2 separate regions of the Homo sapiens genome follow, and region 2 is linked to region 1. A link is an interaction called in ENCODE POLR2A ChIA-PET data of the cell type or tissue named here. Cell type or tissue: IMR-90. All regions are shown on one strand.

What was found. Peaks named below come from ENCODE experiments on the same cell type or tissue, not always from the same donor. Only the 100,000 strongest peaks of a DNase experiment are listed, where the experiment ranks them.
Region 2: POLR2A ChIA-PET joins it to region 1 with 7 read pairs; 5 of 35 experiments call an interaction of 5 or more read pairs at or near these places.

The regions. Positions count from the first base shown.
Region 1 is chr3:49,971,318-49,976,317 of GRCh38, forward strand. It overlaps RBM6 (RNA binding motif protein 6), which reads left to right. Exons shown (of 21, transcript NM_005777.3): 4 at 742-831; 5 at 4,006-4,075. Among named protein-coding and RNA genes, the nearest start is that of RBM6, 34 kb to the left of the region's middle. In IMR-90, no CTCF peak of the experiment used is centred here; a DNase peak (open chromatin) is centred at 2,174; H3K27ac peaks cover 669 bases.
Region 2 is chr3:50,055,060-50,060,059 of GRCh38, forward strand. It overlaps RBM6 (RNA binding motif protein 6), which reads left to right. Exons shown (of 21, transcript NM_005777.3): 9 at 2,669-2,944; 10 at 3,343-3,503; 11 at 4,590-4,687. Among named protein-coding and RNA genes, the nearest start is that of RBM5, 31 kb to the right of the region's middle. In IMR-90, no CTCF peak of the experiment used is centred here; no DNase peak of the experiment used is centred here.

The sequences.
Region 1 (5,000 bases):
GCCTGTAATCCCAACTACTTGGGAGGCTGAGGCAGGAGAATTGCTTGAACCTGGGGGGCGGAGGCTGCAGTGGGCTGAGATTGTGCCACTGCACTCCAGCCTGGGCGACAGAGCGACACTCTGTCTCAAAAAAAAAAAGACATTATCTAGTCATCTTCTCTCACCAGAGGTATGAAGTACTGCTAGTTTACAGCCCATTCTCCAGCTCTCAGACCAGGGAAATTTTTCTTTTTTTTTGAGACGGGGGTCTCGCTCTGTCACCCAGGCTGGAGTGCAGTGGCACAATCTTGGCTCACTGAAACCTCTGCCTCCCAGGTTCAAGTGATTCTTCCGCCTCAGCCTCCTGAGTAGCTGGGACCACAGGCGTGCACAGCACAGTTGGCTAATTTTTGTATTTTTAGTAGAGACGGTTTTACCATGTTGGCTAGGCTGAGAAAATTACTGTTTTGAGACTATGTTAGTGTGTCTTTCTGGTTATTAAAGTCTTACTCAGTCTTGTCTCTCGTAATGTTTTGCTTTACTTTGAAGACTCTTTCAGTGAGACTTGGTCTTAGCACATTTACATTCTTATGATTTGAAGTCACATTCTGGCACTCAGAACAATAGAGAAAATTGTAATTTTTTATATCTTCACGTGACATGTCATTATCATTTTTGATCCTGAGTGGCTAAATTTCATGTTGATTTGTGTTTTGTGCAGTAAAGTATATTTGTGAAATAATTTTTCATTCTCAATTTAAGGATCAAGATTATAGGACCGGCCCAAGTGAGGAGAAACCCAGCAGGCTTATTCGATTAAGTGGGGTACCTGAAGATGCCACAAAAGAAGAGGTAAGGCATGTCTTCTCTCCTGTTTCTCTGTGTCAATTAAAAATTAAAAAAACCTTTTAATTTGAAAAATTGTAGATTCACAAGAAGGTGCAAAGAAATGCACAGAGAAGTCTTGTGTATTTTTTTCCCATCTTCCCTCAGTGTTAATATTTTGCACAACTGTGGTATAGTATCTAAACCAGGAAATTGACCCTGGTATAATACATAAAGTTTATTCAGATTTCACCATTTATACATGCACTCACTGAGGTGAGGTTAAAAAAAATTATGACAAATGATTGCTCTCTTTAGACCTGATCACATCCTTTAGAGCATATTATTTCTGGAGTATGTACATAAGGATGCAGTTTATTTACAATAGTAAAAACTAGAAACTGCCTAACTGCCCTGTATCAAAGGATTGGCTGACTAAATTAAGTCTGAACTTATGGCAGTGCTCGCTCTGTGCCAGGCATTGTGTGATACTTACAAGCATTAGTTCATTTAATTATCACATATTTAATATAATCACTCTAAATATTAAGCATTACTGTATGTAATTGTTCTAGATACTGAGTGACACAGCAGTGTATATTATCAAGTCACTGCCTCCATGGATAATGAAAAAGCAAGCAAAAGGATTACACAATTTTAGTCAGCAAATAAATACTCTGAAGAAAACTAAAGTACAGGCGGGGCATGGTAGCTCGGCCTGTAACTCGGAGACAGAGTCTTGCTTTGTCGCCCAGGCTGGAGTGTGTGGCGCGACCTTGGTGCACTGCAACCTCCACCTCCCCAGTTCAAGCAGTTCTCCTGCCGCAGCCTCCCGAGTAGCTGGGACTACAGGCACACACCACCACGCCCAGCTAATTTTTGTACTTTTAGTAGAGACGGAGTTTCACCACATTGGTCAGGCTGGTCTTGAACTCCTGACCTCAGGTTATCTCCCTGCTTCTGCCTCCCAAAGTACTGCCATTACAGGCATGAGCCACCAAGCCCAGCCCATTTTTGATTTTTTTGAGGCAGCGTCTCACTTTGTTGCCCAGGCTGGAGTGCAGTGGCACAATCACGGCTCACTGCAGCTTCTACCTCTTGGGCTCAATCGATCCTACCACCTCAGCCTCCTGAGTAGCTGGGACCACGGGCATGCATGCTAATGGGGCTGTTTTTTGTATTGTGTAGTTAGGGAGACATCACTGAGGAAGAGGCATTCGAGCCCAGGCTTGAATGCCGTGAGAGAACAGTTTATATGAATATGGGGAAATGAACTGCCCAGGCAGTTCATGCTGAGGAAGTGCTGTGGCCCTGGACTGTAATGAACCCAGTACATCATTTTATATTTAACACATGAGAAACTGGACACTAAAAGGTTACACAGCAAGTGAGCAGAGAGCTTGGAATGCACACAGTATGATTTCAGAGCTTAAGCCTTTGAAGGTTATGCTCTTCTGCTTTTCTTTTTTTTTTTTTTTTTTTGAGACAGAGTCTCACTCTGTCACCCAGGCTGGAGTGCAGTGGCGCGATCTCGGCTCACTGCAACCTCTGCCGCCAGGGTTCAAGAGATTCTCCTGCCTCAGCCTCCCAAGTAGCTGGGATTACAAGCACCTGCCACTGCACCCAGCTGATTTTTGTATTTTTAGTAGAGATGGGGTTTCACCATCTTGGTCAGGCTGATCTTGAACTCCTGACCTCAAGTGATCCACCCGCCTCGGCCTCTCAAAGTGCTGAGATTACACGCATGAGCCACCGCGCCCAGCATTTTGTTTGTTTGTTTGTTTGTTTGTTTTTGAGACAGAGTCTTGCTCTGTCACCCAGGCTGGAGTGCAGTGGCACAATCTTGGGTCACTGCAACCTCCGCCTCTCGGGTTCAAATGGTTCTCCTGCCTCAGCCTCCTGAGTAGCTGGGACTACAGGCATGTGCCACCACGCCCGGCTAAGTTTTTGTATTTTTAGTAGAGACGGGGTTTCACCGTGTTAGCTAGGATGGTCTCGATCCCCTGACGTCATGATCCGCCTGTCTCGGCCTCCCAAAGTGCTAGGATTACAGATGTGAGCCACCGCTTCTGGCCCTGCTTTTCCTATGTACCTGAGAATTTTTAAATATTTATTTATTTATTTTTGAGACAGGGTACTCCAGACTGGAGTGCAATGGCCCAATCAAGGCTCACTACAGCCTCAAACTCCTGGGCTCAAACTATCCTCCCGAGTAGCTGGGATTATAGGTGTGAGCCAGTACTCCTGGCTAATTTTTTTTTTTTTTTTGAGATGGAGTCTCGCTCTGTTGCCCAGGCTGGAATGCAGTGGTGCGATCTTGGCTCACTGCAAGCTCCTTCTCCCGGGTTCACGCCATTCTTCTGCCTCAGCCTCCCAAGTAGCTGGGACTACAGGTGCCCGCCACCACGCCTGGCTAATTTCTTGTATTTTTTAGTAGAAACGGGGTTTTACCGTGTTAGCCAGGATGGTCTCAATCTCCTGACCTTGTGATCTGCCCACCTCGGCCTCCCAAAGTGCTGGGATTACAGGCGTGAGCCACCGTGCCCGGCCAATTTTTTTTTTTTTTTTTTTTTTTTTTTTTTAAAGATAGTGTCTCGCTCTGTTGCCCAGGCTGGAGTGCAGTGTCATGATCTCAGCTCACTGCAGCCTCAGCCTTCCAGGTTCAAGTGATTCTCCTGCCTCAGCCTTCCAAGTAGCTGGGATTACAGGTGTGTGCCACCACACCAGGCTAATTTTTGTATTTTTAGTAGAAATGGGGTTTCACCATGTTAGCCAGGCTGGTCTCGAACTCCTGACCTCAGGTTATCCACCCGCCTTGGATTCCCAAAGTGCTGGGATTACATGTGTGAGCCACCACGCCCGGTCTCTCCTGGCTAATTAAGAATTTTTTTTTTTTTTTTAGAGATAGGGTCTCACTATGTTGCCCAGGCTTGTCTCAAACATGTGGCTTTAAGCAATCCTCTCACCTTGGCCTCCCAAAGTGCTGGGATTATAGGCAGGAGCCACTGCATCCCACCAATTTTTGAATAATTATGTTCTACTCATTCAATATGTGAATGCCTTGAGTGTTCATAGTTTAACTTTGCTTTTCCAAAGTAATCATGGCTTTAAATTATGTATGATAAAAACTGTTAGGGAAAATCTGATATTCAGTGTTTGATTATGATTTGTATCATTTGTATAAATGCCATATTTTTGCAGATTCTTAATGCTTTTCGGACTCCTGATGGCATGCCTGTAAAGAACTTGCAGTTGAAGGAGTATAACACAGGTGAGTTTCTTGACTTGCATATGGCCTTGGGTTAGGAAGGGTCTTTGTCAGATCTCTGCATCATGTGCTACTTAAAATTTGTTTCAAGAAACCACAATTAAAATTTCCAGAAGCCTCCCGTTGGTGCCTCCAAATAACAACCAGCTTTAGTTTTAGCTGTGGTTCTTTGTGGATGTTTGTCCACACATGGGTGATGAGGATGCATGTTCCAGTTCTTCTGAATGCCTGTGATATATAGAGTGTTGCAGCAATTGCCTTGAATATATTTTATATAATTATTAAACTTGCTATGCATGTTCTTCATGGTGGTGGAATGTTTATGCTTGAGCCTAATAGGATTTAATAAGCTTGTTGTATGTAAAATTTTACATTCATTGCTTCAGTAAAATTTATGACTTCCCAGAGAAATTGTACAAATTAGTGGTTTAATTTTCAGTTTTGCTTTGAGAATGGAGTCCTGTTACAGTTATTTTGTTGAAATCCATGAATAGACCCAGAAGAGCTTTCCCTTTGACATCTGTTCTGTGGTCTGAATGGTAGATTAAACTTTTCAGAATATCCTCCTAGTTGTATTTCACAGTACCAATTTCAGTCATTTCCTTTAAATCTTACTACAGTAAAAGTAGGCAAAGGTGAAATGCCAAGAACTCAAGGTTTTTGACCAATATTTTTAGAACTATGTATAATAATAAGTTTATTTATTTAAAAATAAAGGTAATCTTTAGGTGACCTATTTTGCAGAATTTTAAATGGAAGGGAATAGAGCATGAGTCTTCACAGAACTTAGAATTTCAGTAATTCAGTTAAAGACATCTTCAAGTAAGAACATGTCATATTTTGAGGATATAATTTACTATTAGCAGTTTATCATGGGATAAAAATTTTGCATTAACTAGATAACTTCTTCAGAATGCTTCTGCAGAGG
Region 2 (5,000 bases), 84 kb after region 1:
GATCTGTCTGCCTCAGCCTCCCAAAGTGCTGCGATTACAGGCGTGAACCACCACGACCGGCCCAAACCTTTCAAAAGTGCAATTTGAGCTAGGCATGGTGGCTAACGCTTGTAATCCCAGCACTTTGGGAGGCCAAGGCAGGTGGATCACCTGTGGTCAGGAGTTCAAGACCAGCCTGACCAACATGCCGAAACCCTGTCTCTACTAAAATTACAAAAATTAGCCACAGGTGTGGTGGCACATGCTTGGAATCCCAGCTCCTTGGGAGGCTGAGACACTAGAATCGCTTGAACCCAGGAGTCAGAGGTTGCAGTGAGCTGAGATCTCGCCACTGCACTCCAGCCTAGGCAACAGAGTGAGAAAAAAAAAATTGCAGTTTGGTGCCCAACTTAACGTAACCTGTTAGTAAATGATTTCAGATCTTATTTTCACCAGAGGAAAGAGATAGGGTTGTGGGCTCCTAGGCTAAAGTGGCTAAGTGGGCAGCTGAGCAGAGGTCAGTATATTGTTATTTGGAATACATTTAAGGATTAAGGATGTTAGGTTGAAAAAGAGTCTTTATGACATCAGTCTGTGTGGCAAACCTTTCTCCCACTCCTACTTCTTTGAAGTTATTGGGAATCATTTGCTCTATTGTTTTCTCTTTTACATTCTGTAAGCATTTCAGGATTTTCAAGAGAAAAACATTTGTTAAAATAACAGTAAAAACATAAATAGGAGAAAATAATCAGGATGTGGGGAACATTTTATTATTTTAGAGGAATAAAACTACCAGCTTCTCAAGCACTTATCTTTAATGTAAATTTCTTTAGAGAAATTTCAGGTAGGCAACTTCGAAGAGTCAGACACATGCATCCATAACAACAGTCCTGTAGTCATCCCTTAAGGAAAGCCACAGCATGACCATAAAATATAGTTCAGTGCAGGGATTCAGGTAGCCTTCTGTTTGTTGCAAGGTTAGAGTTTAATGTGCCTACAAGGAGTTTCTTAGGTGGGCTTTTGTCCTCTTGTGGAGATTTTACTCTGGTGAAGACTGAAAGGCAGGTGTTCTGAAAATCTTTAGGGGAAGGCTGTGTATGTTCTAGAAACCAAACCAAAATGTGGGAAGGAGGATGAACAACTGAGATTTTTGCTTGTTAGGTCACTTCAGGTTAGGCAAAGTTGTGTTTTTTTCCCCCCACAAGAAACACTTTTTTTCAAAGCTATTCCAGCAAATGAATAGATAGTTTTTTGTTTTTTTTCTTTTTTTTTTTGAGACGGAGTCTTGCTCTGTCACCCAGGCTGAAGTGCAGTGGCGCAATCTCGGCTCACTGCAAGCTCTGCCTCCCAGGTTCACGCCATTCTCCTGCCTCAGCCTCCCAAGTAGCTGGGATTACAGGCACCCGCCACCGTGCCCAGCTAATTTTTTGTATTTTCAGTAGAGACAGGGTTTCACTGTGTTAGCCAGGATGGTCTCGATCTCCTGACCTCGTGATCTGCCCGCCTCAGTCTCCCAATGTGCTGGGATTACAGGCGTGAGCCACCGCTCCCGGCCATGAATAGATAGTGTATGAAAACCACTGGGCACCATACCACTAAGATGAGACAGCTTTAATCTGGAAACCTGTCACTGCTATTATGTAATCTCTATATTGCTCTCATATAATACCTCTTTTTGAGCCACATGGATTCCAGTGAACCCTCCAAGAATGAATTAGTTACAAGAATGTGCCCCTAATTATAAAACAAACTATAAAGACAAATTATCCTGCTGTAGTAGGACATTTGAAATAAATCATTTATATTTTGAAGGACGTCTGCCCATTATGTTTATTTGCATATAAAGGAGCTACGTGCAGATAGGGTCTGTTCCTAGCTTCACTGGAGGAGGGCCTGTGGTCTTACAGGATATGAGTAGCTGTTTGAGCACTGTAACACTGGAAGAAGCAAGGCTTCTAGATGTGTGTTTGGGATATGTGTTTCTACTAAACCTTAAGTAAGGGCCATATCTTCGGTAATTTTGTCCCCAGATGTGTTGTTATCATTGATTATGATAGTCAGGTTCAAGGTGTCATGAAGGATTTGTTATATTTAAATGTTTAGTAGGTGATATAGAGATTTCATAAGATTACATTTTTTAAATGCTTGGATAGTTTCTTCTGTGAACTATTTCATGTCCTGTCTCAGCTTCACTTAAAATATTTTGTCAGGAACTGTCAGAGGACTTTTTATTAGATATTTCTGAGATAATATTAAAAGCATTCCAGGCCGGGCGTGTTTGCTCACACCTGTAATCCCAGCACTCTGGGAGGCCGAGGCAAGTGGATCACCTGAGGTCAGGAGTTCGAGACCAGCCTGGCCAACATGGTGAAACCTCGTTTCTACTAAAAATACAAAAAATTACCTGGGCGTGGTGGTGGGCACCTGTGATCCCAGCTACTCTGAAGGCTGAGGCAGGAGAATCGCTTGAACCCGGGAGGCAGAGGTTGCAGTGAGCCAAGATCATGCCATTGCACTTCAGCTGGGCAACAAGAGCAAAACTCCGTCTCAAAAAAAAAAAAAAAAAAAAAAGGCATTCCAGTATGAGTATTTGCTGGCAGGTAAGGAGAAATTACAGTAGCAGTGTTTTTTCTTTTTTTTTTTTTTTGATAAAGCTTTCTAGAGATTCTCTTTGTTTCTGTTCCACTAGTGACAGAGGCCAAGCAAGAATTAATAACCTACCCTCAGCCTCAGAAAACATCCATACCAGCACCATTGGAAAAACAGCCCAACCAGCCCCTAAGACCAGCTGATAAGGAACCTGAACCCAGGAAGAGGGAAGAAGGCCAAGAGTCACGCTTAGGACATCAAAAGAGAGAAGCAGAAAGGTATCTGCCTCCTTCTCGAAGGGAAGGGCCAACTTTCCGAAGAGACCGAGAGAGGGAGTCATGGTCTGGAGAGACACGCCAGGATGGAGAGAGCAAAAGTAAGTAGTTTGTCAGGGCACATACCAGACTGTGATCATCACAATGGAGCATAGATGGCCAATGTTATGTCCGGGAGCTATCTGCTTTCCAGTACCCTGAGAGATCTGTGCATGACCTGATGACAGAGGCCATTGCTGTCTGTGGACCTTCCTGTACTGCTTAAAGGAATCTATGCCCTTCAAATAGTAAATTGCTATATGAATGCAGTAAGGCATGATTTTAGATTTCTAAGTATTGGTGAAGAAAAGTATGCAGTATTTATTTGTTTAGCATTTTTTTACAGAACCAGCCTTGCTAGTAGCATCTATAGTAAAAAATGACAGTCAGATTCTTGGGACTTCAAAAATTTATCTTTCTCTCCCTTGTGTTGCCCTTCTCCCATTTATGGTTGATTCAGCTATCATGCTAAAGCGTATCTATCGTTCCACACCACCTGAGGTGATAGTGGAAGTGCTGGAGCCCTATGTCCGCCTTACTACTGCCAACGTCCGTATCATCAAGAACAGAACAGGCCCTATGGGGCATACCTATGGCTTTATTGACCTCGACTCCCATGCGGTGAGTTTCCTCCACCTTGGATTGGCCTAGAGACAGATGGCTAAAGAACCTTCAAGAAGGTTTGACTGGGGGCCGGGCCTGGTGGCTTACGCCTGTAATCCCAGCACTTTGGGAGGCCGAGGTGGGTGGATCACGAGGTCAGGAAATCAAGACCATCCTGGCTAACACGGTGAAACCCTGTCTCTACTAAAAAATACAGAAAAATTAGCTGGGCGTGGTGGCAGGCGCCTGTAGTCGCAGCTACTCGGGAGGCTGAGGCAGGAGAATGGCGTGAACTCCGGAGGCGGAGCTTGCAGTGAGCCGAGATCGCGCCACTGCACTTCAGCCTGGGTGACAGAGCGAGACTCTGTCTCAAAAAAAAAAAAAAAAAATTTGAGGGACTTCTTGATCATTTGAATTCTTGTGTGCTACCTGATATCATAATCCCTCTTGCTCTCTCCTTTGGGTTTATTGTTCATTCAGGTCAGGTGACAGCCCTCAAAAGTTAGGATCCCGTCTGGTTTTCTAGGTTCATTTTTTTCTTGTGTCATTTACTGTTTCCAACTTACTCGCTTGTGAAGAATCTGAGTACTGAATCCTTCATGATTTTAGTGAACTTTCTGATTTATTTTGTCCAGCCACAGATGGTTTTATATTTGATGATAAAACATTTCCTCTTTTTCCTCAAAGTATTTATAGATTCCTGTGGCTTAAATTTTTAGTTGCGGGGCCTTTTTCTATGGAAGTAAGGTGAAGATAATGAAAGTCATTGGTATTTCTTAGATTTTTCATGCTCAAAAGTCACAAGGGACTTTGTAAACTGAATCTGATTGATGATAATTGCAACCTAAAAGAAGAGGATTTGAATTTCTGAAGTTTATGCCAGAACTGACATCTATTCTGATTCCTGTTCCAATCAGTCCTTCATTAAAAGTTGCCTGTTTCTGCCAGTATGCTCTTACTGTTAAAATTTTGACAGAATATAATGTAGTAAATTTATCCTCTGAGAAGGAAAATCCACGTTCACTTCTCTTTCAAAGGAGAATTTTTCTGTCTTTGGGTTCTGGCATTTTCTGTCTCTGGGTTCAAGTGTGTCTGGTTCTATAGGAAGCTCTTCGTGTGGTGAAGATCTTACAGAACCTTGATCCGCCATTTAGCATTGATGGGAAGATGGTAGCTGTAAACCTGGCCACTGGAAAACGAAGGTAAGGCAGAAGGGTGAGGATCTCTTGTGCTGCCCCCACTTGTGTTTTTGAGAGGAAACTCCTTTTCCTGGCTGGAAAAACAGTAAAGCATGATGTTTTCCTAACATGGACTGCTTCAGATAGGTGTTTATTACAGTTTCTTTCTGAAGCCTGACTTGTCCTGACTCTCGAATTGTTTTCTTTCTTGAATAATACTAGGTACTTTTGTCCTTTCCCTTTTGACTGTCTGGTATCTTTGGGTCCCAAATGGCCTGGCGTGGTAGCACATATCTCTATTCCAAGCTACTAAAGAGGCTGAGGCGAGATGGGGAGC